2 separate regions of the Homo sapiens genome follow, and region 2 is linked to region 1. The links are chromatin loops, found by intact Hi-C in ENCODE. Cell type or tissue: MCF 10A. All regions are shown on one strand. Each heading gives the region's core, and the rest is flanking DNA. Links, peaks and the distances in the headings are about the cores only.

Region 1 (15,838 bases), core at 4,704-12,703:
ACACCGACGCTGGTGCCAGGGGTGTCTTCCTCACAGGTGAGGAAATTGACAGTATCGGTACAAAATCCTGACACTAGCAGCAGCCACAGAATCAGCAAGGACTCCAATCCAACCCTGCATGAAGTGTCAGCAGGAAATCTGAGCCTCCAGCGAGACATTTATTCCTCAAAGAGAAAAGCCAATCGCAAGCTCTGCACTAAGACTTTCAGGCTTCTCAAGCCCTCCCGAGTGCCGAGTGCTCAGTCAGAAAACACTTTTCCCCTTAGAACATCCCATCACTAAGTCCTCTCTGCTATATACTTGCTTTTCTCTGCCCCAAGCCTAAGCATGCCTCTTCAGAACCCTACTGGGGGAGCTACATACAGAAGAATATGCAAATAATCATCCATTTGGGCCAGTCCACAGTCTCTGGGCCTCTGGGCCATGCTGTTTCACTAAAGGACCCACAGAAGGGCCTGAAGAGCTGACCAGTGGCCAGGGTGGTGCAGGTGGTTATTAAGATCTCTGCACTATAAAAACACATCCTGCTTGCTTTTCCATTGTACTGGCCTCGCTTCGACAATAAGAGCAGGAATCCACAGCCACTTTACTCCTTCCTAAGCAGACTCACATATTCCCCACACAGAGGCACATTTGACCCTCTTTACCATTTTAAGATAAACGTATACATGCTTAGTGCAATGCATCCTCTGCCACCTACAGTTACCCATCTATGTTGGGTTGTCATTTCCTATATTGAAAGATTTTTGGGAAACATCTTCTAGAGTGTCAGGCAATGTCTAATTAGGGAAGAACTGTTTTCCAAAATAATCATTTCTAAATAGTTTTTTTCTACAGCAAAGAAACCATTAATGATGAAATTTCAGCCCCTTCATCTCCTTTTATGTCAGTAATTACTTATATGTGAGGAACCAGTATCAGACAGAGAAGTCTGTCAACCACAAACCACTGTAAGGGATACTTAAGGGTAAGAAAAAGATTTAGAGAAATATATTGCAGTCAGTCTTGTTAGAAAATTGCTGTAGACCAATTATTTTTTAAAAGCCCTTGGCTGAAGGAAACCACGGGTGGTCTGATAGGCTGAAGGCTAAAAAAACATTAAACCATCTGTCTAAAGCCCAATAAATAGTCCTGTGTTAAGTTCTTTTTATGTGTGAAGTGTTCAAAATGCTAAACAGTCTCACATGTTAATGATGACATTGTTCCTCGTGCCATGGAGTCCTCATCAGTGCAGAATGTTATTTAACTAGTCATCTCAAATCAGTGAGTAGGCGGAGTTATTAATATGCCCAGGCTATTCTTGTCTCCTCTATGATCTGTAATGTTATTGATTCCTGCAGGGACATGTCAGTAAATGACTTTTTTTTCCTTTCATTCCGAGGAGGCAGTTGGCATTTATTTCAATGCCAGGACATATGAATCCTGTTCTGAAAGTGAGCCATCTTTGATGAGATAATTAATTTTCAGGGGTTTTCATTTAGTGAAGCATTTGGCAATGACTCTAATTACAAGTACCGGTGACCGGTATTGGGGAAGTATACTGGGAAGCATGAGTTCATTTGAGCGGGGTACTCTGAGATCCTAAAAAGAAAAAGTACTCTATTTTCCTAGATTTTTAATTTTGCCTAATGAGGCATCTGTCTGAGGAAGAGAAGAGCTCTACTTCAGCCTGGTAAGAACAGACTTCTTTTAAGCCAGTATCCTCAATGGCATGTTGGACAGCTTTCTTTCTTTCTGAGAACCAAGTATCTCTGGAAGTTCCTGGTTATTCAGCCTCTGGGTCTCAGGGAAGACAAGAGAATCTGGTTCTTCCACCGAACATCATAATTGCTATATGTCCCTTAACTGAAAACTGAATCTGCTTTAGCTGATGTCTTTAAAAGGTGCCTGCTTCCATATGTATTAGCCAGGAGAGGGACCCATTTAACCACAGTCCAAGTCTCATGTCTTCCTCTTCTCCTTTAGCTCACACAGTTCCTGCCAGGCCTACTCTCAGCTAGTCTTCAGCATTACTGTTTTTCTGATTATCCATGATCAGAAAAATCATTCAGCATACTGAAAATGAAGAACAGTCCATGACTCCACCTACAGAACATCAAAAGATCCAGATAAAATATTTTAAAAAGCAAGCAATCAAACATATTACCTCCACAAAACTAAGCATCTGGATACTTATGTTTGGAAACATCCAGCTATGATATTCAAATGCTTGATTGCATTTTCCCCCACGTTTCCTCCAGCTGTTTGGCATAAAGTAGACCATCCATGATAAGAAGTGTGCCATATTGTTAGTGATTCATTATTAGCGCTATCATTGTTTCATACTAAACAACCACCTTATTAAAACACCGTTTTATGAATGAGAGACAGCTGGAGTTTCAGAAAAGAAACATTTTTCTGAAGCAAAAATCAGTTCTGTGCCAGTAGAATAACAAGCTGAATAATATAGAAACTGTATGATCTGTCCCCCTAGGGATATGTCATCAGGAAGCTGTGTTTACAGCTCTGGGCTGCTGGTACACTCATGTTACATTCTGTTGACTCTGTTAGATAAAAATCTGTCTGAATATTAAAAGCATTGTGGAAAAAAATTTGCTTTATGTTATGTGTTTTCCCATTTGCCAGCATATTGCCAAACTATAATTCAAAAAAAAATGTGTTTTGATCTCTGTTGGAGTCAAAGATAAAGCAAAACAAACAATAGACTGAAGGGGGATACCATACCACAGGAAGACCAAAATGTGAATGAAGCAACAATTTGTTCCTCTTAGTTTGGTTTTAAAGGGTGAGGATTTTGGTGAACTCCCTACAGAGTTTACTTTTGTTCCTAAAACAAAAGCAACAGATATGCTAGTGTTCCCCGCAAATGTCAAGAAATCAGATCTGAAAAACAGGATTTATATTCCAATCATTTAAATAAAAGATTTTCTGTGTTATTGAACACATAACACCAATGTATCCACACACTAGAGCACACTGTATGTAAAGAAACGCAACTTTCATCAAAAACATGGGAAAATATTAGCACCCTAATGAATACTGTCTGTGCCTTTGCATATTTCCCCTTTCCTATTACAGAAAACCAACAACATATGTTTGGGGAAAAAATTAAGCCATAAGAAAGTTTCTAATTTGCAAATTTGGCTGGATTATTGCATCCATGTGTCAGAGTAAGCATCAAGTTACACAGGACCCTGAACTAATACTTCCCTAGGCCAGAAACAGTTTAGTGCCATTTAGAACAAATCACTGTATGTACTATACTGAGACCCATTTTCATTTCTCAACTGAACAAACATTCTGGAGACGAATGAGCAAAATATTATCAAGTGCAATGTTACTGTCTTCAAGAAGTAAGTTCCAGAAATTGAAGCTATTAAGACTGTTTGAAAGAAAACAAATCAACCTAACAGCTTTTTTAAAATTTTCTTTTTTTAAATCATTGCTTGAAAAAACTGAAGTCAATCTTCAGCAGTATGAGTCTCCAAAGCAGAGAGAAATTGTTTTAAGTTATTTCATAACAAGTATCATTATCTCACATTCTTGTTACCCCATTGTATAATCAATTTGTTATTAGGTCTTGACTATGCGGTTATTTATAACAAAAGTTGTCAGCAAATTGCTGGTCTTTTTCCTGTGAAATCATTTCAGAGAAAATAACTCAGCCCTGAAGTCAGCCAAAACACCCTCTACAAGAGTAGCATAGAAACAAATGATATTTTATTCACTACTTAAGTGCTTTAACCCAGATAAAATCACAGAAAACCTCTATAAAATATCAACACCAATCACAAGTTCCCCTCAACATAAAACAAGGATTTAAATGATGTAGTCTTCATTTAGAAAAAAAGTTTCCCGTAAAGATCATTATATTAATAAAAATAATAAAAATATTATCAAAACTGTGAATCTTAAATCCTACATAAAATTACTTCTTAAACTACTGGTATTATTAAAATCTCTGCATGAAGGAAATTAAATCAATGAATAATAAAAAAACATTTTACTGGCTGGGCACAGTGGCTCATGCCTGTAATCCCAGCACTTTGGGAGGCTGGGGCAGGCGGATCACGAGGTCAGGAGTTCGAGACCAGCTTGACCAACATGGTGAAACCCCGTCTCTACTAAAAATACAAAAATTAGCTGGACATGGTGGCACACACCCGTAATCCCAGCTACTCAGGAGGCTGAGGCAGGAGAATCGCTTGAACCCAGGAGGCAGAGGTTGCAGTGAGCCAAGATCACGCCACTGCACTCCAGCCTGGGCAACAGAGTGAGACTCTGTCTCAAAAAAAAAAAAAAAAAAATTACCATTTTGGCTCATTAATCCAAAGTGAGTTAGTGAAATTGACTTTGGTACTTGACTTTCAGTTACTGGTTCATGCTTTGTGTCCTTCCCACCCTGCAAGCAAGAGGCTTTCTCCTTCACCAGAGAATGTATCAAAGCAAGATGAAGGATAAAAATTAAAGACTGAGGGGCCAGGTACAGTGGCTTATGTCTGTAATCCCAGCACTTTCGGAGGCCAAGGCAGGAGGATTACTTAAAGCCAGGAGTTTAAAACCAGCCTGGGCAACATAGCAAGACCCCCTCTCTACAAAAAGTCAAAAAATAAAAATAAAAATAAAAAAGCCAGGTGTGGTGGTGTGCACTTGTAGTCCTAGCTACTCAAGAAGCTGAGGGGGAGAATCTCTTGAGCCCAGGAGTTCAAGGCTGCAGAGAGCTATGATCATGCCACCGCACTCCAGCCTGGGCAACAGAGTGAGACTCTGTCTCTAAAAAAGAATAAAAATTAAAAATTAAGACTGAGAAGCAATTTTTCTTCTGTGCCTTATTTTGTCCTCATCTCTTTTCCTCTTAGCTGAGTCCCTCTATTCCTACTCTGCACAAAAGCTCATGTCCACCAGCAATTAGAACACTTTCAAGCCCTTTATCAAAAGATGTTTAATCACATATTGGTAATGCAATGAAGCAAACAGCCTTGTTAGAAGAAAATACTTACACATTAAAAAAATTAACTCACCATAGTTTAGAGAAGGTCACAAGTGCCAATGACACAGACCAAGTTATAGGAAGTACAAATGAGAAGCCATCTCAGAGTTTACAGATAAGTTTACCATCAGGCCGCACATGGTGGCTCACACCTGTAATCCCAGCATTTTGGGAGGTAAGCAGATCACTTGAGGCCAGGAATTCGAGACAAGCCTGGGCAACATGGTGAAACCCCGTCTCCACTAAAAATACAAAAATTGGCTGGGCGTGGTGGTGCCCACCTGTAGTCCCAGCTACTCAGGAGGCTGAGGCAGGAGAATCACTTGAACCCAGGAGGTGGAGGTTGCGGTAAGCTGAGATCGTGCCACTGCACTCCAGCCTGGGTGACAGAGGGAGACTCATCTTCAAAAAAAAGTGAAAAAGATCACAATCAGCCAAAATTTCCAGTAATGGAGAGAACCTAGGAATGATGTGAACAAGATGTGGAGAAGGGCAGGCACAGACCCTACAGGGACTGAGTAGGCCAGTTGGTTGCAGTGCATGGGTCAAGAACAATATGCAGAACAAGTATGAATGGATGGCATAGCTGAGGAAGACCTTGATGCTAAGCTAAAAATTTTCAACACTTTTAAGACAGCAGTCAGAAACCATTGAGGTTTGTGGAGCAAAGGATTGTTGATGTGTGTTTTATTAGGAAAATATGGATGATTGCCTTTCTAAACATTGATGAAATCCTTAAAAATGATTGTGCTTTATGTGAAGCTTTAAAGCAGCATCCAGCACAATGACTGCCTTGTAATAAATATTTATTAAATAAATAATCAAGGCAGTATTGTATGGTGTACAACTTTTGCCAACCTCAAAAACCCACTTAGTAGCAGAATGAATTAAAGACAGACCGAAAGTAAAAAGAAGGTCATTTAAAGTGCCCCTGCCATCTAGGTACAGGATGTTGAAAGCCTGACCCATGTGTAGCAAGAAGTATAGGGTGAGACCTGAGAAACATTACTTAGGAAGAATTGGTAGGACTTCATGACAGATAAGCTCTGCAAGATGGAGATGAAAAAAATAAATGGTCCCAAAACTTGTGGATGGCTAAAAGAATGGTCATGCTTTTGTAGTATTCCCAAATACTGAGAAATAAAGTACTTCCAAATAGAATTCCCAAAACTTCCTTCTACTCACTAGCTGGTTGACCAAAAAGACTTCATCTCTTCAAACCTCAATATCTTCAGGGAATAATGCCTACCCTGAGGAGCTGCTTCGAAATTTAAGGAAGAAAATGTGAGAGGAGAAAAAAGCCCAGTGCCTAGCAATCTGTGGGACTTTAGAAGACAACTGTGTCCTTTGTCATAGGCATTTCACAATACACTGTGATTTATTTATTTAAAGTATATGTCTTACCCCCCATTCTGAGTCCTTCTAGGGTATGAACCATGTCTTCATCAAATTTGTATCCCAGTCCCTAGTTCAGTGCCTATAGCATAAAAGGGGATCATTAGTATTTGTGGAACACTGGTGAAGTTCCCACCATTTCATACGATTTCTGTGAAATACTTACCACATAACATCATCTGAATTTGAAACCAGAAGACTGACTAAAGGATCATAGGCTTAGTATGTGGAACTAGTATATTATATGAGGCTTCACCAATAAGTGGAATTTGCTGAATAATATTTCAGAGTTGCCCCAGCCACATGTGATAAAATTGGTTTTTTAGAATCTTTATATTTTTTCTATATTTAATTTTTTGACCTGCAGAGTTTCTTTGGGTATAAAAACTGGTTTCTTGGATCAACTTCAAAACTGACCTATCAGGACATGAAAGACATTTGTTGTTTTTACCTGCTCAGCATCTAGTTTTCTTTTAAGAATCCATCCCTTCACCAAATTAATCATGCAAGTAGGGTATGATAGACCCCCACCCTTGCTGTTAGGATGGCCACATGACCCAGGCTTAGCCAAACTAGAGCATTCCATCCAACTAGCTGCAGTGACTTATCCAGACAGGTACATGTGTCCCAACCCAGGTCCTTCTTAGCCATTGGGGATCACCTCCAGGATTATTGCTGCAACGACTATGAAAGAGATATAATTCTCCCCTGGAGTTGCTGAGTTTAGAAGATAAAGGCTGGGATGTGAAACTACCAGGTTGGGAATGCTTGCCTGAGAATAAAATCAGTGTTTTGCAAAGAAGAGCTGAGATGGCTTTTATATCCAACCATACCTGATCTCCAAATGAATTTTTCATTTAAGTGAAATAAGTTCCCCCAATATGTTTAAGCCAATTAGTGGTTGGATTTCTGTCACTGACTCCCTAAACAATCAAAACAAATTCCAAATTGGGAAAGAAATTGTAAGTAAAAGACCCTAACAAGAGTGATTAGCTGAGAGGATCTAGGAGGAGGTTCATGGAGACCTACCAATACTAAGTTGAGAGGCTGATCTGCATTCTTCTTAGGTGATTGCACAGCTGCTGGTAAGCTGCTGCTCATATTTTGAGACACGGATTGTGTGTCTGTTAAAGCCAGAGACCAAAGAGTCAGGAATTGGAAGGGATCATATATATTTATAAGAAAAATTTAGTCTTCTACTGAACATAGTCCCTCAGAAAGCAGAAAGAGAAGAAAATATAATATCACTAAAATAGACCCTTTCTGACTGAGGCCAACAAACCAGGAGAGCTGAAAGTCAGCAACCTGGCAAATTTTAAGGACAGAATATGCAAACTTTTCTCCATCAAAGTAAAGTTAGTGCAAGAAAATGAAAGGAAAACATAATCAAGGAGATAAGAGTGAAGCCTCACAGAGTCTTCAGCCCCACGTCTCCTCCAAACTCTCCTTAAGTCTGGCATATCTAATTGAAGAAAAATGGCAGTCAACCTTCAGCAAAAACCATCCCCTGAGATGCAACCTGGGGGCAAAAGGGGAATATTAGCTGTGACCTCCACCCCAGGAAATTCTGAATGGCCCTGAAGAGGCTCAGGGAGAAGTCATTTAAGCTGAGGGCTAAGGGCATGAACAAATCATCAAGATCCATACTCGAAGATGAAAATCGCTAGGCTCTGAGTAAATTTGAATTATCTCCAGCTTTGATTGTGGAGTTAATCAAATGCAAATAAACACAAAACTTTTACCTGGCAAACAAGGGACTGTGACAGCTGAACTCCCAATTATAAATGGCCTGTTATGTTGGCAAAGCCCCTGAAATATCATCCTTAATGACCAGCTTAGTTGTGGTCACAAAGGACAAAAGCTAAGAAAGACCACTTTTGCGACCAGAATCTGGGGAGGCCACACTAGGAACACACACCTCCGGCAGGGTAAGGAGTTCCTGCATCTTCTGGCCAACAGGATATTCTCATGGGCTATGGATAATGGCATAGCCCACCCCACCATGTGTGGGTTTCCCTTTTCCGGATGAGATTAATTGCATTTATCTGTCATTATATTTGTTGGGGAAGGTTAACTATATCATACATATAGTCAGATTTTGAGCAGCTATGCCCAGTCCTGATTGAGGGCAATGCAAATCTTCCCAACATCTGACTTGTAGGACCCAGCAATTATATCAGTCTCTGAGCTTCCTTAAGGGAACTGGTTAAGTCACCAACTGGTGGGAACAAAGAATGTCCTAGTTAGCAAGGCCCAAGGTACAGGAACAGAGATTTTGATTTTTACCTTTCCCCTTTTCCCTCTAACTCACCCTCCCTGAGAAATGCAACTGCTCCTGATATGAGGCATCCTGTGTCTAGCTGCACTTATCCCTTCCTTGTCTTTGTTCCTCAACCAATCATTGGGTGTCTTTGTTGACTCATTTTGTGTCTGTAACGTGTCTGTCAGCCTGCAGACGAAGATTCCATTCAGTTGACTCACCCACCCTCCAAAATCCTCTTTCCTTCTCCTTTTAATCCAAGGCAGACAAGGCTCCCCCTCATGCCTGAGAATGTACCTCTTATCTGTTTCTCTTATTCCTGGCTGCCTTATTCAGGACAGCTGACAGCTTTACAAAATAGCTTCTGTCTCTTACAGATTCCTCATCAAAGGAGCCTGGGGGGATTTGGGAGCCCTTCTCAGAACGAGAGAGCAAAGGAGAGCCTGACCCATGCAAAATACAGAGGGACAATATACATTGTCTGCTTGTTCTATCTACTCATGAAGGACAAGATTGTGTGGGTTTTTAAATCCCGTAGGTCAGTTTAACCATCAAATCCCTAACAGTAAATGCATGATAGGTGTAGAATTCGGAAGTGTTCTTTTTGCCATCAGGATTCACTTCATTCTCTTTTAATAACCTCCATAAAATTAATACCTATTAATAATAGATTTGTTTGGTGATATGAAGGCTAAAGGAAATATGTGGAGTCATGTCCTACCCAAAGGTTATGTTCTGAGTGTATCACAAAGCTTAAGTATTTTATAAATTTTAAAAGTCTAGTCAACAAAAAAATTACATCACCTTCTGACCAAAAACTTTGGTATTCCCATTACCTTAAGAACAAGATGTAGTTCTTAAGCCCTCCATAAATTCCGCCCTACTTATCTTCCCACTACTCACCATCTTTCATTCCAGTTTGTGCCACAGCTCAACCAGATATGATATTCCCCCCAAATGGCTTTATTCATTCCCACCACTGTGCCTTTGCTCTTGCTATTCCCTGTACCTACGGTGCTGTTCCCTCTGTATATGCTGCTGAAATGCTATCTGCTCTTTAAAGCAGTGCTTTTCAAACATCAATGTGCCTGCAAATCTCAAGAGGATCTTGTTAAAATGCAAATTCTGATTCAGTACATCTAGGGTAGGGTCTAAGATGCTGCATTTCAAACAAGGCATGCCATTGCTGCCCCTCCATAGCTGCTCTCCGAGGAGCTAGGCTTTAGAGCTTATTCCAAGGTCAGCTCTTTAGGGAAGCATCCTCTCACTGCCTCAGCTGTGCAGCATCTCCCCTACCATGATTATTAGGCTTATCTCATTTAGCCATTCTGCCTTACTTTAGAGCTAGGCTTCAAAATAAAATTATGATGTGGCACAATTATTCTTGTAAGCTTAGTTTTATACTTTAATGTCATAACAAGGGTGCATCATACTTTGAGAAATCACAACAGTGTCATGCTCAAAGTGGTTGTTGTTTAATGAGTGTAGATGATTAAGGCTAGACTGGATGAACCAGCATTGCTACAGAGTATTTCCCTTAAAGGTGCATGTTTATGATAGACCCAGACCGGGTTTCATGGCAACCACCTGGACACTGGATAGAGCAGTGCTTATGAGTGTGGACGGATGACTTGGGTTTGAATCCTGGCACAATCGTGTCCTAATGATAGGGCTTAGAACAACTCACCTAAATTCTCTAAGTCTCAGTTTTGTTCTCTCTTATAAAATAACAATAATACTACTTTTTAGAACTACTGTAAGATGTAAATGAGATGGTGTTAATAAAGCGTTTAGCACTGTGCCTGTTGAATAGTAAGTGCTCTGTAATAAACATGAACTTTCATTGTTAGCTGCAGTGACAGTTCTTTAAGGTTGTCATGAAAATTCTAACACAGGTTTTAGATCCTTTAATCATTGTAGGGCTGCTCTTGAACACTTCCACTGTGACTCCACTGCTCTCTATAGGCTGAACAGTTATCACAAATACAGCCTGTAAGGGTTAATAACTGCAAGTTATTGCCTTGTTCTTGTATGTTAAAGCTAAGAATATGCCAATTTCAACTCTAGAAACTGACATAAAAGATTTCTAACATGTAGTCTATAAGGTTACCACAGCAACCACTAGATGTCATCTTTAGAATGTCCCTCTGCTTTTTGAGCAGTAGGAGCTGTAAAGTATATACATTCGCCCATCTACTAAATAACTGGCTCACATACAGTCTTAAGAGTAATTATAACCACTTATGCATCAACATAACAACTACAGCATATATTTTTAAATGCAAACAGGGACAAGAACTTTCTCAATATTTAATTTCTATATTTTAAAATTTATCTGTTAGTATGGCCTTTTTCTTTAAAATTAGCGAATTGCAATTAAATTTGCTTATATATACATACATATATGTATGTATATATTTTAAAAATAAAAATATTTGCAAATATTGTTTATCCTTCTTTTGAATGTCACTTATTTTTTTCCTCTTAGCAAATTTTTTCATGTCATTTGAGCAGTTGCTTGGGATTCTACCCTGTGCCTATATCACAATTTTACTCTCCCTTTGCTGTTGAACACTGCATTTGTTGGGATTCGATTTGGCTGTTTGTGACAGGAAATTTAAAATACAGTTGCTTAAACTAGAATGAGGTTTAAATTTCTTCATGTAAAATAAGACTCCAGGCTTGTATGGTTGATTCCCACAGTGTCAGGACCCAGAGTCCCTGTGTCTTGCTGTTCCATCATCCTTAGAGTGTTGCCCCATGTTCCAACATGTGTGCTTCAAGTCCAGCCATCACATTCACAATCCAGTAGGCTGGAAGAAAAAAGGTCAAAGAAAACCTCCCTGTAAGGCAAGTTCTTAGAAGTCACACAAAATATTTTGAATGACCACAAATGAGCTGTAAAGGAGGGCCAAGGTATGAAATGCATTACTGGGCAACAATGTACCCAACTACAACCCAGGATTCTTATTGCTAAGGAAGAAGAGATGAGAATGGAAGGAAAACAACAGTCTCTGACACAGACATTGAACTTGTTTTCAATTTTTTGCTATTGTGAATAATGCTACATCCTTGTGCACACATCCATACACACGTCTCTAATAATTGCCTTGGGATAAATTCCCAGAAGGAGAATTGCTCAGCCCAAGAATATGCCAAGAGTTTTGATACATATTGCCAACTGGCTCTCCAGAAATGTTGTACTAATTTCTGCTCTCATTAGAAATGCAGGCTGGGGGGAGAAAATGCTGTTATAAGATTTAATTTAATTTGACTGTTCAAAGATTCCAAACTTTCTGCAAGGAAGATAAAGATCCCCACATCTTCGGGAAGCTAGTGATTGAGAAGATTTCAGAAAAAAACTCAGTGCCAACTGAAAAAGCCTTTTTCTATCTAATAGCATCAAAGGAAATGCAATTTAAGGCCTAGCAACAGAAAGGACATTGTTAGTTTTGGTTATTGAAAATATTTTCAAAGGGGTAAATAGGAAGAGAAACAGCATAGTATAGTGGAAATGTTATTGGATTTAGTGCCAAAATATCTGAGTTTTGAATCCCAGTTTCCACCTTACTATGACTCTAGACAAGATATTTAAAACCTCTCTGAGGCTCTTTTTCTTTAATACGAAGATGGGGTAGTTAATGCCTTTCTCTCCTGCCTTTGTGAAGCTTAAATTTGTTAATGTGTAAAGGTTTAATTATAGTTGTATTTGAGCTAAAAGTCACATTCTCCTCAAATTTTATGATATTTTTATTCAATATTTCATATTCCTCATAACTGATTGGAGATGAAAAATAATTCCTTTTTTCTTCAGTAAGAGGACCATTCAGTGAGGCATTCCTGAAGGCTTTATTTTTCTTACTGCTGTTTTGTTATTTTTATTGATAAAGGGTGTTTATTTTTTAACCAACTTTTACATACAATAAAATGCATATATTTTAGGTGTACAGCTCTGTGAGTTTTGGCAAGAGTATACACCTGTATCTATTGCCACCACGGTTAAGATGTAGATAGAACACTTCCATCATCCCAGAAAGTTCCTTTAGTGCCACTTGGTAGTCAGTCCCACTCCAAGCAACTCCTGATCTGAATCCTATCACTGTGTTACTTCTACCAGTTTTTTAATTTCATATAAATGGAATCATACAATATGTTCTCTTTTGTGTCTTTCTTCTTTCACTCTGTATAGTATTTCTGAAATGCATCCATGTTGTTCCATGTATTCCATTTTTGTTTGCTTGTTGTTTGTTTTGTTGTTGAGTAGCATTCTATTGTATGAATATACTACTTATGTTTATTATTCACCTGTGTAGACATTTAAATTGTTTACAGTTTTTAGCTCTTAGGAATAAAGCAGTTATGAACGTTTGTGTACAAGTGTTTTTGTGGACATGTTCTTTATCTTGAAGACGGGGGGTAAATACCTACAAGTGCAATTGCTGGAGTATATACTAATTGTATGCTTAATTGTATAACTGTGAAACTATTTTCCATCATGGTGTGCAATTTTACATTCCACCAACAGTGTGTGAGGCTTCCAGTTGCTCCACATCCTCACTGGCATTTTCTATTTACAGTCTTTTAAATTTATTACATTCAGGTATGTGTAAAGTGATATCCCACCATGGTTTTAATTTTCATTTCCCTGATGGATAATGATGTTGAACATCTTTTCATGTCCTTATGAACCATCTCTATATTTTCTTGGTGCAGTGTTTGTTCAAATATTTTTCCTGTTGTAATGAATTATCTTCTTCTTAACCTCTTATTAAAGTGCAAAAGTTCTTTGTGTCTTTTGTGAAGTGCTAAGTCTTTTGCCATTTTTAATGAGTTGTTTGATTCTTATTGTTGAGTTGTAAGGGTTTTTTGTATATTCTGATCACAAGTTATTGGTCAGAAATATTCATTGAATTTTTTTCAGTCTATGATTGCCTTTAATGATGTACTTTGAAGATTTTTATTTTCATAAAGTTCAAATTATCCTCTTTTAAATTGATTATTAGTCCTGTTTGTGTCCTATCTAGAAAATTTTTTTCTATTCGAACTTGACACAGATTTTCTTTTACTCTATTTTCTAGAAGTTTGATAGTTTTAGCTTTGACATTTAGATCTATGATCCATTTTAATTTAATTTTTCTGTGTGACATAGAGTATGGGTAAACATTTATTTTTTCAAAAGGTTATCAAGTTTTTACACTATCATTTGTTGAAAAAAGTGTCCCTTTTCTATTGAATCATCTTGTTGCCTTTGTCAAAATGGATTGATCATATATGTAGGGCTCTATTTCTGAATTCTGTTTTATTCCATTGATTATATGTCTGCCCTTCTGACAATTTCATACTTAATTCCAATAGGATTGATTACTGTTGCACTTATAGTAAGTTATAAAACCAGATAGTATAAGTCCTTCACCTTATTTCTCTTGTTTAAAATTACTTTGATTATTCCAGGTCTTTTGCATTTGTGTGCAAACGTTAGCATCAGCTTCTCAATTTCTACAAAAAAAAAGTGGTTGGGATAAAAAAAAATGGTTGGGGTTGCATTGAATCTATATTTTAATTTAGAAAAAAATGAATGTCTTAACAATATTGAGATTGTCAGTCCATAAACATGATATATCTCTTTATTTAGAATTTTTTAAATTTATCTCAGAGTTGTTTGTTGTTTTCAATACGAAAGACTTAAGTCTTTTGTTATATTTATTTAAAAGCGCTTTATGTTTCTGATGCTATACTAAATACTATTTTTTAAATAATTGTTGTTGCTAATATACGGGAATATAGGGTTTTTTTAATTGGATGCATCCTGGGGCATTACTAAATTTATTCATTAATTCTAGTTTTGTTTTTTTTTTTTTTTTGTATTTTGTAGCCTTCTTGACTTTTCAAAATAGATAATCATGGCATTTGTGAACTAAGACAAGCTCACTTCTTCCTTCTCATCTTTATTTCTTTTATTCCTTTGTCTTGCTTTATTCCACTGGCTAGCACTTCCAGTATATCATCAAATAAAAGCAGTGAGAGCAGACATCCTTGCCATGTTCCCAGTTTAAGAGAAAAGCATTCAGTGTTTCACTATTAACTATGATATTTGCTATAGATATATTGAATAACATCTGTATTGGTTTTAGAACATTCCTTTTTATTCTTTATTTGCTAACAGATTTTATCATATGTGGGTGTTAAATTTTGTCAATTTTTTTCAGTATTTATTGAGAGATTATCATATGATTATATTCTCCTATATTTTTTTAGGGTAGTTAATTACATAAATTAGTTTTCAAATGTTAAACTAGTCTTGTATTCCTAAGACCAGCTTGATTTGTGCATGATATCCTACCTTTTTTTTAGATACCACTTGTTTTGATTTGCTTAAATGTTTAATTTTTGCATCTATGTTAATGAAAGATATTAGTTTATTAATTTTTCTTCTTGTGATGCCCTTCACAGACAATTTAATTACTGGATAGTAAATTTGAACCTATTAGCCTGTGAAAAGCCCTATTGTTTCTCATTCCCCCAACTTAGTGTACTCAACCTCCAAATTCCATCTCTTGTCAAATCTTGTCAAAGCTTGGTTTTCTAGGCTTTATCAAGGTAGGTTCAGAGTAGGGCCTACCGCGAGACATGATCCTTTATTCTAAAGTGTGACATTTCTGTTGCCTCAGATGAATGCCTGGGGTGTTGATATGGTCTGGCTCTGTGTCCCCACCCAAATCTTATCTTGAATTGTAATTCAAATTGTAATCTGGATTGTAATCCCCATGTGTTGGAAGAGGGACCTTGTGGGAAGTAATTAGATTATGGCAGCAGTCTCCCCATGCTGTTCTAATGATAGTGAGTTCTCATGAGATCTGATAATTTTATAAGGTGCTATTTGTTCAGCACTTCTCCTTCTGGCTGCCATGTGAAGAAGAACCTGTTTGCTTCCCCTTCCACCATGATTGTAAGTTTCCTGAAGCCTCCCCAACCATGCAGAACTGTCAGTCAATTAAACCTCTTTCCTTTACAAATTACCCAGTCTCAGATATGTCTTTATCAGCAGTGTGAGAATGAACTAATACAGGTATTCATGAGAACTCTCTCCTCAGGCTGGGTCAGAGCTCCAGCATCTTCCAGTGATGTTCTATCTGGTATTTCTGTTCTAACTCTCAGCCCCACAGTAGCATGACCTGTATGATCTTGCCCCACAC
Region 2 (15,838 bases), core at 5,231-13,230, 330 kb after region 1:
CACTCCCTACACTCTGCCTGCATCATTGTAAATAACACCTTTATTAAATTCCTCAAGGTGCCTAATTTTAGAGTGCCAAGCTTCCCTCCCCAACCCTAACAGATATAGCAGGAGACTCAGAGCAGAGCAATCTCAGCATTCTAATTCAATCTTGGGCCGATGACTACTTGTTTTATGTTTCTGGAAGATTTTGATTCAGATTCTCTAATGACTGACCTATGTAGACCCTCAAACAAAGTGAAGGAATTTGGTAAGTGTGGAGGAAAGAGAAACACGTGGCTGATGTTTGCTCCTCCCCTTTCTTAAAAGGCACCACCTGATCTGTGTCCCTCATCCACGCCCCCCACTTCCAGCCACATTGATCTCCTTACTGTTCTTTGACCACACCAGACACAACCTGCCTGAGGTTTTATAGACCCTGTTCCCTCTGTAATACTCTTCCCAGCAAAATCCATGTGGCTCACTCCCTTACCAGGTTTAGATCTTTTCCTCCAATATCACCTTTACAACTAGGCTTCCCTGAAACCCTGTTTAAAATCATCCTCATCCCAGCATCCTCTACCGCCTTCCCTGCTCCATGTCTCTCTATACCATGTGTCACTTTCTAATGTACTCTGTAAGCACTGATTGCATTTATTGATCACACACACACTCCCACATCGGCACATGAATGCTCTATGAAATGCTCCAGGAAGGCTGGAACTCTGTCTGCTTGGCTCACTATTACATCCCCAATAATTAGAACAGAAGCTCACCTGCAATTTGTTGAACAATTGAAACCCCAGTTCCAGGAAGGGACGTGTAGAAGGGAAGTGGCTGCATTATTTTGGTCCCCAAACTTCTGGTCTCTGGGCACAGCCCCTTTCTGCCAAGTCACACCTTCAGTAAGGGTCCATGCCTCATCAACAACATTCTGCAGGACAGAGAAGATGAGCTCTGCTGGGTGGTGCCACATCTTGTCACATCCAGTTTGGCTGCATTCATGGGGAGGTGATGGGTCATTCTCTCTTGTCTCCATTTCAGAAGCTGAACTATGCACTGGAAGAATAAAGTTCCTCTTTATCTGGGAAAATGACCTCACTGATCCTGGAGGAAGATACACACTTTGAGCAGATATATCTGTTCACACTCTATTCGTTTTGAAAACTCCTACTACATGCTAGGCTTTGTGCCAGAAGCTGAGAAAGCAATGAATAAAATATGGTCCTTTCCCTCCAGGTGCTCTGACATACCATGCTGCACTTCTACGAGGTGAAAAGATGAAAGGCATTCTCTTCTGTAATACAGAATCAACACATTAGACTTAGCCACTGCCGTGCAGTGCTACATCACTAAATACGTGGGGAAGCTTTCATACCAGGAGAGCCAGGCCTTGACCCTGCATTTACAGGCTCTGAGAAATTAGAGACATGGTCTACTCCAATATCTGAGATCCAGAGAGTGAAAGCCCAAAGTCTGGGTGAGTTACCACCGCATCCTGGGATAGACAATGACCACAAACTCCTCAGGGCCAGGACAGAATCCTCGGGCTCAGCACCTGCAGAGTCCCTCACAAATAAGTTTGTTTTGAGTGAGTGAAAAAAGTAAATGAATGAGAAAAAATAAAGGAGGTAGGTGAATTAAAGTCACAAGTGGGTCCAATAGTCAGTATAGCTTCCATTACTTCTAAACTATAACAGCTATGGTTCCAGAGCCTGCAGGTGTTCTGGGCTGAAACTCGCGGGCTGAGAGTCAGGGCCTCAAGAGGGGCTCAACATTAGGAGAACAAGCTCAACAATAGTAAAGATTAGAAACAGAGAACAAATCAGTAAATTTAGTTCAGGATTAGCTATTTGGACCCTCAGGTGTCAACTGAACATTGATTGTTCATTAGATAATGCAATTTCACTCAACAACAGGCACAGCGAGAGTCCTGAGTGGTTTTAAATAGCAGAGTTGGGTATTTGCACCCTTTCGGTTCATGTGCTCTGTGAGAAACTAAATGCAGTTTCTAAGGAATCATGCGCAGGCACAGCTTTTTAAGATAGCTATCAATCTGGCCCAAATACATCACTCTGTTCACAGGATTTCCATTAAATTTCAGTAACTGTCTCCAAGAGGTTAGACTTCAAGAACCAGAATCAAGGATGCAGGCTCCAGGATGACCAAGGGGTTAGGGGCAGGTCACGCAGAGGCCCCGTGCAAAGAATTAATTCTCTGAATGCTGGGCTCAGAGGTCCAAGAGGATAGGCTCAAACTTAAAGATCTGCACAGGCCACCTCCCAGCTGTTGCCCCATGTCTCTGTTGTTCAGGTGGGGCTGATAAAAACTCTTGTTCCACTGCATCTCAAAGTAGCACCAGGAATCTGGTTATAAAGCAACTAGATATGGAAATGACAATTTTATGTGCAAAGCAGATGTGTGCTGCTTCTGCCATTTCTTGGGCATATGTAAAACTTACAGGGTGTCAAAACCTCAAAACCACAGCTTTAAAACAGTACCTGTTCTAATTCAGTTCAAATTTCTAAAATGATGGTTGGCACTGTCTTCGTGCAATCAATCTGAGAAAGCTTCTGTCAACTCCTTTGCAGATGCTTTCAGTCCTGAGTATTTCCAGAAAGAACAGTACTTTTCTGTGAATAGTCTGCCAGCTGGTCTGAGAAAAGCAGGTGCAGATCTTTTTAAATACCACATGTACTTGCATGCTTTCCCTGTACTTGCATACTCCCCTCCGTCCCCCGCCACGATTTTGAGAAAGGATTGTTTTGGTTGTTTTATTTTTTTCTTCTACACAATTTTCCCCAAGACTACTATGGTCAAAAGCAACAGTTATAAAAACAATGTAAAGTGTTCATGCTAGTCATTTTAACTTCACAGCAGATTCTTAACACTTTGTACATGACATTCTGTTTGTTTGAGGATCTGTCTAACCCAGGAAGAATGGCTAAGGCTGTTATGAAGAAGGAAAGAGGAAATTTGTCCCCAGTTTCCTAGGACCTGTGTAAATGATGGCATCCCATTATCTGAACAATGGGCTAAGAATGGCACTGTGCTGCTCACTCGCCGTGATCCTGTTTCCCAGAATAACCGAGGCAAGAAGCTGGTTGCACTATTTCTTTGTGGCCTTGCCATCACTGCCATCCTGCCATTGCATTAGATTTTTCCATTTTGGGCATGAATGAAAATAAAATCAGAAGACCCCAGCTATCTTTGATACAAGCCTAGAATAGAAACTAGAGAAATAAACAGCTCCAGTGCCTCACTCATCACTCTTGCAGGTAGAATCCTATTACATTTGAAAGTGTCCTTTGAAATTCTGATTAGTCTGAAGCCTTTGAAAGCAGATAGTTATGCAGCAGCCCATCTATAAAGCAATATTCTCTTGCTATCTCACAGCTTCCCAGTCTTTTGACCCTACACCTTCTGGAAACCTCTGGTCAGCGTCCTGCCACCACAATCAGATATTTTTGAGCTCACCAAGGTAAAGACCCTCCACCCTTACCCTGCAGAGACTCATGAAGCTGGAGGCAAAGGGCAGAACTGGTCATGTTAGGAAAATAGTTACATAAATTGATCTGAGAGAGCAGACAGCACCAATATAAATGGAACCAGAGGGACACTGACTTCATTTACTCATTGATTTAACAAATATTTATTGAGCACCTATTATGTACCAGGTACTCTGCTGGCTGCTAAGAATACAATGGTAAGAAAAACAGACACTGCCTTCTCAGGATGTACAGCCTGGTCAGGGAGACAGGCATTAATCAAATAATCCCATAATCATAGACACCAGCTGCTGAGGCCAGAGCAACAATGGAAGGTCTACATGGTCCTGAGAGTGTGTGGTGAGGGCTCTAACCTAGCCATGGGAGCCAGGGAAGACTGGAAGATTTCAGTGGAGGCATCATTTGACCTGAGTTCCAGTAGGTGAAGACATGAAGGAAGGAAACCAGGAAAGCCTTCACAATGGAAGTTGTTCTGGTCCTACAGTTTAATACAACCTGGATAGACTCAGAGTGCCCAGTGTTCAGCAAGCTGCCTCACTTAGGCCAAATGTCTGACATGCCCAGGACCAGTGAGGTCTCTTCTGTCATTTCATATGTTCTGAGAATTTATTCTTGGTCAGATGCTGTGTTGGCCCTTTGTGCACATTATCACATCCATTCCTTACAGCATCCCTGGCGAGTCAGCAGTATCACTATCACCATTCCATAAAGAAAAAACTAAGGTGCAGAGGAGTTGAGCAATATGCCCAAGGCCAACCAGTAAGTAAGAGGCTGTGCCAGGATGTGAAGCCAGGTCCAGCAGCTGTAAAAGTAATATTTTTGAGGGCGGGCGCAGTGGCTCACGCCTGCAATCCCAGCACTTTTGGGATTTGGAGGCCAAGGCAGGTGGATCACCTGTAGTTCTGAACTCTGTGCTCCTAACCCCACCCTTAGCCATCTCAGATTAGACATTTTGTTTCAGCTTCCCAGGGGGAGCAATTCATCCTTCTGAAGGCTGAGATGTTTCTTCTTTAGGTCTCATCAAAATTACTCTTGTTTGAAAGTAGCACCTTCCTCCCCTCTTTCATGAAATATAAGCAACAATTTGCCCACAATTTTTTCATTAAGCACCACACACACACACATTTTTTTTTCCAAAATCTATTTCAGTTAAGGCGGTGTATGTGCAGGTTTGTTAAACAGGTAAATAGTATTTCACTGGGGTTTGGCGTATGAATGATTTATTCATCCAGTTAATAAGCATATATCCAGTAGGTAGTTTTTTGATCCTCACCCTCCTCCTTCAGGTAGGCACTGGTGTCTATTGTTCCTGTCTTTTTATCCATGTGTACTCAATGTTTAGCTCCCACTTATAAGTGAGAACATGCGGTATTCAGTCTTCTGTTCCTACGTTAGTTCACTTAGCATAATGACCTCCAGCTGTATCCATGTTGCTACAAAGGACATGATTTCATTTTTTATGGCTGCATAGTATTCCATGTACACACACAGCTTTAAATGCTTGAAGACAGAATGTGGGCACCATTCAGCTTTCTCTTCTCCAGGAATAACAAACCCATGTCCTCTGTAAAATGGATGTCTGCACCCAGAAGCAACAGCAGGATTTCTTGGAGCAAAAGAAAAATGAACAAGGCTCCTAGTGGGGTCAACTACAACATTCCAGCAGCTGTAAAAAGAATATTTTTGAGGCCGGGCACGGTGGCTCAATCCCAGCCTGATTACTCAACCTGTAATCCCAGTACGTTGAGAGGCCGAGGTGGGTGGATCACCTGAAGTCAGGAGTTCAAGACCAGCCTAGCCAACATGGTGAAGCCCCGTCTCTACAAAAAATACAAAAAAATTAGCCAGGTATGGTGGCGTGTGCCTGTAGTCCCAGCTACTCAGGAGGCTGAGGCAGGAGAATCACTTGAACCCGGGAGGCGGAGGTTGCAGTGAGCCAAGATCGTGCCATTGCACTCCAGCCTAGGCAAAGAGTGAAACTCCATCTCAAAAAAAAAAAAAAAAAGAATATTTTTGGAGGAAATAGAATAAAATGTTTTTGAAGTTGGAGCCAAGTTCCAGTGTTTTTCTACAACTTTTTAATTTTCAGTTACCTCATCATTCTTTTTTATTTGCATGAGACTCCCAAATCCTAAGAACTGAGCTTTTGGATCTCCCCAGGAATGCAGCAGAGTCAGTCACTGGAACACATGAAACTAAATCATCAGGAGGATTGCTAAAGGACTCCAGAGCTTCTTCCAACATTACTGATTTCAGGGACAGGTTCTGACTGACAGCCAAAATTTTTAAAAGGTGCTAAAACTCGGTGTATTTGCATTTACACATTGTAAATCTCATTAGAGATGTGTCAGCATGCTGGGTTCCAGTGTGGAGAGCTGGCAAGGCCCTGCTGCTGGGGAATGTTGCATGCTGTCAATCCCAGCACCTGTCACATGGACAAAAAGTCAGTTGCAACAACTTTCACTGTGTGCTGCTCACCACCTTGTGGGTTACACAAAGATCAATCCCAAAGTTTTGTTTGTGGCCTTGCTTAATCAAGATGAGTGGAAAATTCTGGAGATATTCAGAGTACAGAATATACCCCTGAAAAAAATGCACACTTTATTCCTAGCTGGAGCTTTAATCCCATATTCTTGAATAGTCTCTTAGTCTGGTCAGCTAGGCTTAACCGCACATGAACGATCTGTTCATCAGGATTAGGTTCATTTGCATATGCTTTAGCATAACCAACATAGAAGCTTATTTCTCTCACATAAATCCAAGCCAAAGAGCTCACAGGGTGGCTCTGTGATAACAGGGACTCAGGCTCCTTCTAGTTTGTTTCTCTGCCATCCCCAGTACATGACTTTCACCTCATGGTCCAGGGTGGCTGCTCCCATTCCAGCTATCACACATGTATTCTAGACCAGTGGCTGACAAATTAAAGCCCATAGGCCAAATCCCATCTTCCACCTGTTTTAATAAATAAGGTTTTATTGGAATATAGCCACGCCCACTTGTTCACATATAGTCTATGGCTGCTTTCACAGTTTAATAACAGAGTTGACTAGTTGCAACAAAGACCATATGGCCCACAAAGCTGAAAATATTTACTCTCTGGCCCTTTACAGAAAAAGTTTGCCAACTCCTAATCTAGAAGATAAAAATAAAGACAAAGAAGATCACAGCACCCCAGGCCATTTCCCCAAAGTCACATATGACATTTTTGCTTATATTTTATTGCCAGAATTTATTCTCATAACCATACCTAGCTACAGGGAAGACTGAGAAATGTGGTCTTTATTTTACATGGCCATGTGCCCAGATAAAATTCAGAGTTATCTTTCTACGGAAGAAGAGGAAAAGGAATTTGAGGAGTCTATTTGTCCTCCAAGGACCCTTTTGGTTCCTTAGACTCAGGACAGAGACAGGATGAATGGCTAACTCTGTCCCTTCCCTAGGTCCACAGACTAACTCTGTCCCTCTGGGTTCTAGCTCTCAGTCAGGGTTCATGGAAACAGAACCAAGCAGAGTTCCTCCCCCTAATGACTATGGTAGAGCTGACCCAAGCAAGAGACCCCTGCCTTTTTTGCTTTGAGCCACTGTTAGGTTCTGCTTGCCTTTAACAGAAAGGCTCTCCTCTGAAGGAAGGCAACCCAGGCCCATGTTACCACATTATCCATGTGGGAAGGACAAAAAGCAATGCAAACAGAGATGGGTTAAGAGACAGAAGCAGTAACTGTCCATCAACAGATGAATGAATTTTTAAAATGTGGTATATATACACAATGAAATACTATTTAGCCACAAGAGAGAATGAAACTATGTCTTTTGCAGTAACATGGATGGAGCTGGAGGTCATTGACTTAAGTGAAGCAAGCCAGGCACAGAAAGTCAAATATTGCATGTTTTCACACACAAGTGGATGCTAAACTATGTGAACACATGAACTTAGAGAGTGGAATGATAGACAGTAGAGACTCAGGAGGGCGAGGGAGTGGGGAGGTGAATGAAGAGAAATTAGTCAGTGGGTACAATGTGCATTATTCAGGTGATGGATACCTAAAAGCACTGACTTGACCACTACACAATCTATGCATGTAACAAAATTCACATATACCTCATAAATGTGTACAAATATAATTAATTAATTTTTTAAAAAATGTTTTAAGAGGCAGAGAGAAAGAGAGGTGTAAGAGAGAGACCTGGAGAAAGCTTTAAGGTAGGCATACAATTTTGTTTAAAAATCCAGGTGTGAAAAAAAATTCATCACTTTATTTTCTTCACTAAATCCAACTGTAAGCCACCATCCTTCTGAGGTAGTCAGAAATTCATTGCAGTAAGTATTGGGGCTCCCTCTCCAGATTCAAGCAAAAGTCCCAGGGGCTTCTGCAGTGACACCCCCCACCCCCATCATAAGTCACGGCAGGTACACTGGGACACCATATGGTCTCTTCAGGTAAGGCTGGGAGACCCAGAAAGCAAGACTCCCTAGAAGCACCACCCCTTCCCAGGCCTTGCCCCTCCCCAGGGCATGGCACTCCTGTTTCTTTCCCAACAAAGGGAAAACTCATAGTACACCCTCATCCACACTCCCAGAAGCATACCCCTTTCTCTCCTGCCCCTCTGGCTCTTCAAGCAGCTTCTACTCTATGTCCAGTGAAAATTATATAATTAAGGACTACCTTTTGGAATGGAAGGTAGTAAGAAAAAATGTAAAACTTAATATTTTATAGATAGGCAAGTAGGTAGATGTCCATCTATAAATCTAGATACAAAGAATTAAAATCTGTCTATCTCCCCTACCCTGTAGCCTATTTGCATGTCTCTATGGATTCCTGTAAATCTTGACCCCAAGATGGATTTCCTCCTGAAAGTGGCTGTTGGTGAATGGAATGATTAGGTTTGGAAAAGAGGTGGTCATCTTGAGCGCCCCCTGGAGGCATGTCTCCAAATAGCCTGTACCTGCTCTGATAACCACACCTAAATTTAAGCCTATCCTGAAACAATCATGTATGTGGAGGTCCTTGTTGCCAGTGGAAATTGGTGTTTGCCAAGTGTGGGAAACAATCAGGCACCATTGATGAATGGAGTTGGACTGGGGCCTGTAGAGGATTCCTCAGGGTGGGCTAAGCGAGTTAATATTCAGCCCGGATGCACCAGTAATGTGCTTATTGTTAAAATACTCAAGTACAGCTACAGTACGCGGTATAAATCACTAGTACTACCCTAGCCTCTCCCCTAGTTATCTCCTCAGCTTCCCACAATCCAGAAATTAAAGGGTTAATGCATGGCTCAGTGGGAAGCCTGTAGATCTTGCCCCAAGGCTAAGATCAGTGTCCATTCTAATTGGTCAATGTCCATGACACACCAGTTGTTGAATATCTTGAAATCACTCCAGATGAGATGTTTTAAATGGTGAAGAATATAAGATAAGGTGAGTCTTCACTTCAGGGGTCACCAGGCACTGATGTGCAGGCTGTTCACTGCACAAGTTCCCCTGACTGGGGAGTCAGTGGGTTCCAGCCTGTGCTCTGTTTGCCAAGCCACGTGCCCTGGTGTGGGACTGCATCTACCCAGAGGAAAGAAGACTTTCTCTGATGTGTGTAGAGGTGCCATGTGTTCTAGCAGCTGGCTCACTTCAGAAGCTCTTTCAAGCTTCCAGGCCTGGGTGGAAGAGGGCCTGACCTAGGATGGGGGCCATAGGCTGGGAAGTCAGAAATAGCTGCAAGAAACATTTGGAAGCGTCATACAACCCTAAAAAGAACTGATAGGTTCAGGTGCAGCAGCTCATGCCTGCAATCCCAGCACTTTGGGAGACCGAGGGGGGCGGATCACTTGAGGTCAAAAGTTCAAGACCAACATGGTGAAATCCCATATCTACTAAAAATACAAAAATTAGCTGAGCGTGGTGGCGCACACCCATAGTCCCAGCTACTCAGGAGGCTGAGGCAGGAGAATCGCTTGAACCCAGGAGGCGGAGGTTGCAGTGAGCTGAGATCACTGGACTCCAGCCTGGGTGATAGAGTGAGACTCTGTCTCAAACAAAAACAAAAACAAAACAAAACTGATGGTTAGAAGAGATGAGGGAGAGTGAAAATGTAAACCTACTTCCTATCTGAAGTATTGAAAGACTCTGTGCTGGTGACAGAAAGAGAGATCAGAAAAAAATTATCAGTTGGAGAAATGATGTGATGAATTTTGTTTGCTGCCTACTGGGTGGGAAATTATAGCTAAGTATACAAACAAGATGCCCAAGTAAAACAGAGTGGGAGTGCAGGCAAGTGGTCAGGGCTCCAGATGGAGAAGCTGGAGTTCTGCACATTGCAAACCTTGAGGGGCCTCTGAGAGGAGACAGAGGACCCAAAGAGCCCTTGAGAGTAAGAAGGTGGTGAAATAGGGGTGCAGCTTCATATAATGGAAAGCACTTGGGTTTTTGCACCATTAGAATTGGATTTAAGTCTTTCCTTGCTACTAACCAGCTGAGAGCCCTTGAAGACATTAACTTCTCTGAGCCTTGGTTTCTTTGAAACTTATCATAATAAGACCTACTTTACAGAGCTGCTAAGAGAATTAAATTAAGTATGTGAACTGCCTAGCAGAATGTGTGGCTAAAAGCAAGTACTCAATACCCGTTGCCATCATTAGAAGTATTATTGCTATTATTATCAGCAGAGGGCTGCATCTTAAAAAGCCTTGGTGAGCACCTACAGAGCAGGATAGGCGCGCCTGCAGAGCCAGCCAGGACAGATTAAAGGGATGTATCAGTGGCAAACTTCCCAAGATCTGTCCTAGGATTACGCCCCCTTCTCCTAGAGACAGAATTTAATATATGACTGTGATTTTGATAAATGATATGTAATATGAGCTTATCTGTGAATGAACTAGAACCACCTTCAAGCTGGGTTTGGCAACAGGAGAGATGAAGGCTGGGAAGCAGTGATGCCATAGCCATAAAGGCCCTTGATGAAGAAGAAAGATTCAGCAAAGGCCTGAAGGCTTAAGCTGCCTTGGCCAGCTGGAGTCAAGCAGGGGTGGCTGGGAGGAAGCCAGCCCTGTCTTAGGGAGCCAAAGTCAGTCTGGAGGCTCTCAGGGAAGAAGGGTCAAATGTTTCCAGTTATGGAACCAGGAGAAGGCCGAACAGTCCAGATGTCACCCCGTCTGCATCTGTAGCATCAGGACTTTCTAGTAGTGCTGTCCAAGACCTGACCAGCCTTGAGATGCCCGTATTGAGTTGAATCTTTGACACTGCCCTGCCCTGATTGCCTGACTCACATTTACTAAAGTCAACCAAAAGGAGTCTTCAGCATGTGTGCAGGGCAGGGAGTCAATATCTGTGCCCCTGATACAACTGAGGGAGATGTTATTTCAGAAGAGCTCTAAGGCCAAGACAGTCGGGTCTTTTCACTTCTTCATTCATTCAATATATCCAACACATACTTATTGGTGACTTCTTAATGCCACGCACTGAGCTTGAAGCAGTGAAAACCTCCTGTCTAACCAATATCCAGCCTCTAGCCCCTCCTATCCCCAGCTAAACAGAGTGCTACCTTTCTTCCCTTTAGCACTGTTCCCCACCCCATGGTTCAAGGGCATCAAAACTTTCTGATTGACTTCAGCCCTAGTCCCCAACTTGCCTTTCAGCAGCTACCCCAAGCCACTTCCTTTCCTGTGTCATCTGTCACCCACACTTGTCTCTGCGCAACTGGCTTAATGTCTCTTTAGTTTAAGCATCTCCATCAGCACTATGGCCTAATATATATAATGCCTTACAGTTCATAAAAGACCTGCATTCTTTATATCACAGAACCCTCACCTCTACTCTGAGATAGGTAGGGTAAGAATTATCCACTTCATTTAACCAACTTAGAGTGGATGAGGAGACTAGGATGGTACCCTGTGCCTCCTCCAATTCTCTAAATTCTGTATTAAAATATTGTTTTATGTATTGCTTATACCTGCCTACTTCCAAAGATAAATGAATACTATATTCATCTCTAATGGGATACTTTAGTCCCCAGCTCTTTTTGATACTGGTGGTTATAACTGAACTTTGAGGGTACATAGTAGCAATTATTCTTACCCTATGCATACTCCCAAGTCCAATACTTGGCCAGAAACAGCCCCTTCCTTCTCCCAAGGAGCTCACCGCACTATCGCCTCTCCTTCTCAAATAAGTTCCTAGAATCTGATCTCCTTTCCTGGGCAAATCTCTATCTATAACTAACTACCTTACACTAAAGTTGGGCAACGTGACTGACACTGTGAAGACAGTGTGACTGTCTTCCCCACTGACCACCACACCCTAGAGGGCAAGAGCTTATACCCCAGTGCCTAGTACTGTGAATTACACACACAATAATGAATTAAATTCTTCTGGTTCAATTCTTCCTAAATACCATTCATGATCCCTTCTGCAAAGATTGCCCTGCAAAAAATATTTGTTCTTCAGCCTTCCCAAAGTGTTAATATTCATATTCACATTGCTCTCAGTATTTGTTTAGTTGTCCTAAGCACTTCTGTCCTAAGTACTTTTGCTAAACAGGTGATTTAACCAAACTGTAAAGCACTCAGCATGCCTAGTTCCACATTCTGAAAGTTGCTTAGTAAAAGGTTTTTGATCTTGGTGGTAGGTTGATGGTGGTAAAAGTAAAAGCCATTAGGACTGTAATTAATGAAGATGGTTTATGCAAGTTTTCCCCAAGTGCAAGTGAGAGGACATGTAATCCCATTACCGATACTTGATCTTTCACTCTCGGGAGATTTCCCCACCAATTAGTCAGAAACTGTAATTTACCCTATACTTGAAGGAATGTGTCACATGAGGACACTTCTAATTTATTTCTGACCTTCTTTGAATTTAGAGGCACATATGCCGTTGACCAGCATTCCTCCCAATTGCCATTTTCCTGCCACCAACAAAAAAAAAAAAAAAAAAAAGAAGAAGAAGAAAAGAAAAAAAGGTAAGGATTTGTCTAAGACCTGAGAAGGGAAAGCAAGCTCAGAATACATGTCCTAGCACTCCGCTTTTCTAAAGGTTTTGTCCAACTGTCCTGCTCTGTTTTCTCAAGCCTTCCCTCTACCGACCAATGAGCTTTCTTCTACATTTTCAGGACTTTGAAATGTACAAAGAAATGTAAGCAGAAGTGGTGTCTGTCATACCTGGGTGGAAACTTTAAAAGCTAATCCACAGCTTGTTCCATACCCTCTCCCTTCTGCCACAGCAAGGAGAAAGTTCCAGATGGTGGCTGGTCAATAAGCCTGGGTCCCCAAGTGAGAACAGCATGTAACACATCCCCCAGCCAATTCATGATGGACATGGAGAGTAAGAAAGAAAGAAACTTTGCTGTTTGAAGACACTAAGACTTCGGGGTTGTTTGTTACTGAAGCATAACTTAGCCCATCCTGATGGATATAATCATCCTATGTTATGGAAACCCTATCTCAGACTTAAACAAGTTATGTTTTGCTATTGCCCCCTACATTTTCTCCTAGAAGCCTACCTGCACAGTTGACCTCAGTGGGCAGCCTTTCCGGTCCTTATAGATTTCATGGCACCTTATTCCTAGAATTCCCTCTCCAAAATAATCTAGTCACAACATTCCACTCCTGGGGAAAGCCACTCCATTCCTCCTTTTCCAAAAGTCCAGCAAAAGCCTCCACTGGGGTTTGATGGAAAGGTGTGTAATCTATCACACATCCTATATTGTTCCCTTTTTCCAGCTCCCAGCCCTGAAGGATGCAGGGCCCGGCGGGGCCCCCTGGCCACTGAGGGAACAGGAGTCACCCAGTCGCCGTGTTCTGACAGCTTGTCACATTATTTTTCCCTGTGGGGGCTCTGCTCCCTCCATCTAACCTTCTTCTCTGTCCCCTGAGACCAGAGGCCTCTATACAAGGCTCCTGAGGCGAGGCAAAGCAAAGCAAGATTGATGCCTTACGAACGGCCATGCCCGGGAGGGCTCGCGGTTCAATGCATAGAGCAGCCCATTCTTCCCCATTTCAGGTTCCCACACTGGACACCAAAGCAGGAGCTCAGAGCCAGGGCAGCAAGAATTCAACCTTTGTTCATCCTCCGAACACAAATAATCCACCACATTCCCCAATCTCTCCAACACAGGCCCTCGCACCTCGCCTACTCAAAATCTTTCTGAAGGTGTCCCAGGCCCTTTGGACAGAGGAGCTGGAATCAAAAGGTGATTCAAAAAGTTTAATTGTAGCATGAAAAAAAAAACCCACTCATTTAAATACTGGCCAAGGAGAAACCCATCTCCCATTCCCACACCCACCAATGTGCCTTCCTCCCCACTTGCCCCATTAAAGCAAGTGGTGCTTGAGGGCTATAGACTGGGTAATTCTGCTACAAAATCATAAATTAGCATGAATACCAATGGTTTACTTGCATCCCTAGTCCCCTGAATGTGCAGGTAAAAGCCCCCTAAAGGCTCAGACCTAAGAGCAGGGCTCTGGGACTTCCAGGGGGTGTCAGGCAATACATATAAAAATGATTTCATCTAAATTCTCTGAGAGGTTTCATAGACCAAAGCACCTCTGAAGGACAAAGAGACAACTGTAAAATTACCTGAAAATAAATGCTTCTAAAGTGGTTGGAAGGAATCCAGGGTAAGGGATATTCGAGGGCCAATAACTAATCCATCAGCTCTTTTTTTTTTAATCCCACATCTGGATTTTTTTTTCCAAGGCCATAGCCTGTCACCATGCAGTTTATCAGCTGTCACTCCATCTCAATTCTGGGTGACGTGAGATCAATGGTGTAAAACTGCTCTCAGATCTATAGAGAAATTTATAACATCAGGCTCCACCGTGTCTTGGCTGGTCCTGGGTCCCAGGGTTCTGAGGCAGAGGCTGCCATGAAGACTTCATTTCCATTTCAAAAGTGGATTGTGACCCACTTAAAGCAAGTGAGTTCAAGCTGTCAGATGCAAAGGAAGACCTAAGTCAGAAGTCTTCTGCACTTACAGAACAATGTTTTGAGGAGGAAGAAAAAAGACTAGCCAATGATTAAAATTCTCTCTGCCTAGAAAAGGCTCTAGCGACCTGCCTTAATTTCTTTTAAGTCATGTGGGATTTATTAATAACAAAACCCTAAATTTGTAGCAACATATTTTAGGCTCTGAGACCAATTAAACCATCCAGTTTATGTAACTATACAACTCCTGCATGTAGTTTAGGCACAGATTTGTGGTTCTTCACTGAAGGTTTACTTCATTACCCACAACCTCTTTTTCCCCCATGAACTCTGTAATCTCTTCCAATTCTGCCTCAAAGTGCCCAAGCACCAAAAACAAGGTCGTAGGAACCCAGGCCACATCCCATATCCCACACCCTCCAGCCAAAAGGCTCCAGGGAAATTTTTAATTTCTTCCTCACACACACTGAATCCTTCGGGTGTTAAGGGAAACACCCCTGGGCCATGGACAGCTGGAGAACATCCCACTTCCACCCCACCATCATTTGTCATGGACAGATGTCCAACAGAAGATACACTGAGGTGCCACTAGATTTGCTTGTGGTTGAACCCAGAGAAGCCTCAACTTGTTGAGAAAAAGTAAATCCTCTCTCCCACCACTGTCCATCTGCATTCTTCTTGGAACTAAACTCAAGAGGAGGCTCCCAGGAGGAAATGCATTCTCCAGAGGGCTGGTGATGGCTGGAAAACACCAACCAGCAACTCCTACACCATTTGCTTCAGCTCCTGGTTGGAGGGAGATGGGACTCATAGTAGGAAACACAGTCCTCAGGCTCAGCCCATAGACGAACAAGTGTCATCAGAGTGTGCTCTTCTCTCCCCTGAGTCTCTTGGGATTTGGCCTTACCAGTCACTCACTACTCTTCCCTAAACAGTTACTTGAGAGAATTACCCTTGACTTTCCTTCCAGGTCAAATTTCCACCAGCGCAGGCTTCTTTCTCCACTTCCCTTTCCCTGCACCTGATTTTCTTTCACTTTACTCTGGTGAGCCTGTTTATGTCAGGGTGACATACTTCAACACTCTCCATTGCCTTAAGAGTAAAACCCAAATGCCTTAACAAGATACACAAAGCACCCACCTGCTCACCCCGGCTTTCATCACCTCTCTGTACTCACTAGGTCCTTTCATAGAGCCTTACACCCCAGCCCTGAGACCTTTGTTTCACTTGCTGTTCGTCCTGCAAGGAATGCTTTTTTCATCTCCACCCCTACCTTCTCCCTTTCTACTCCTAGCTAATTTCTATTCATCCTTCAAAAGTCAACTCAAATGTCACCCAAAAGCTTTCCCTGAGTATTCCCATTTCCCAGCACAATTTGGCCTCCCTCCTCTGGGCTCATACAGTCAGGCAGAGCATACCTGTACCGTTCTTAGGCCCCGTGCCA

Evidence for each region. Peaks named below come from ENCODE experiments on the same cell type or tissue, not always from the same donor. Only the 100,000 strongest peaks of a DNase experiment are listed, where the experiment ranks them.
Region 2: it touches region 1 in a loop (3-fold over the local background); 2 of 110 quality-filtered maps call a loop at or near these places.

The regions. Positions count from the first base shown.
Region 1 is chr13:53,184,301-53,200,138 of GRCh38, reverse strand. It overlaps the pseudogene PCDH8P1. Among named protein-coding and RNA genes, the nearest start is that of LINC01065, 40 kb to the right of the region's middle. In MCF 10A, for the core only: no CTCF peak of the experiment used is centred there; a DNase peak (open chromatin) is centred at 8,818.
Region 2 is chr13:52,855,126-52,870,963 of GRCh38, reverse strand. No RefSeq gene overlaps it. Among named protein-coding and RNA genes, the nearest start is that of PCDH8, 14 kb to the right of the region's middle. In MCF 10A, for the core only: a CTCF peak has its summit at 8,393 (motif pointing left); no DNase peak of the experiment used is centred there.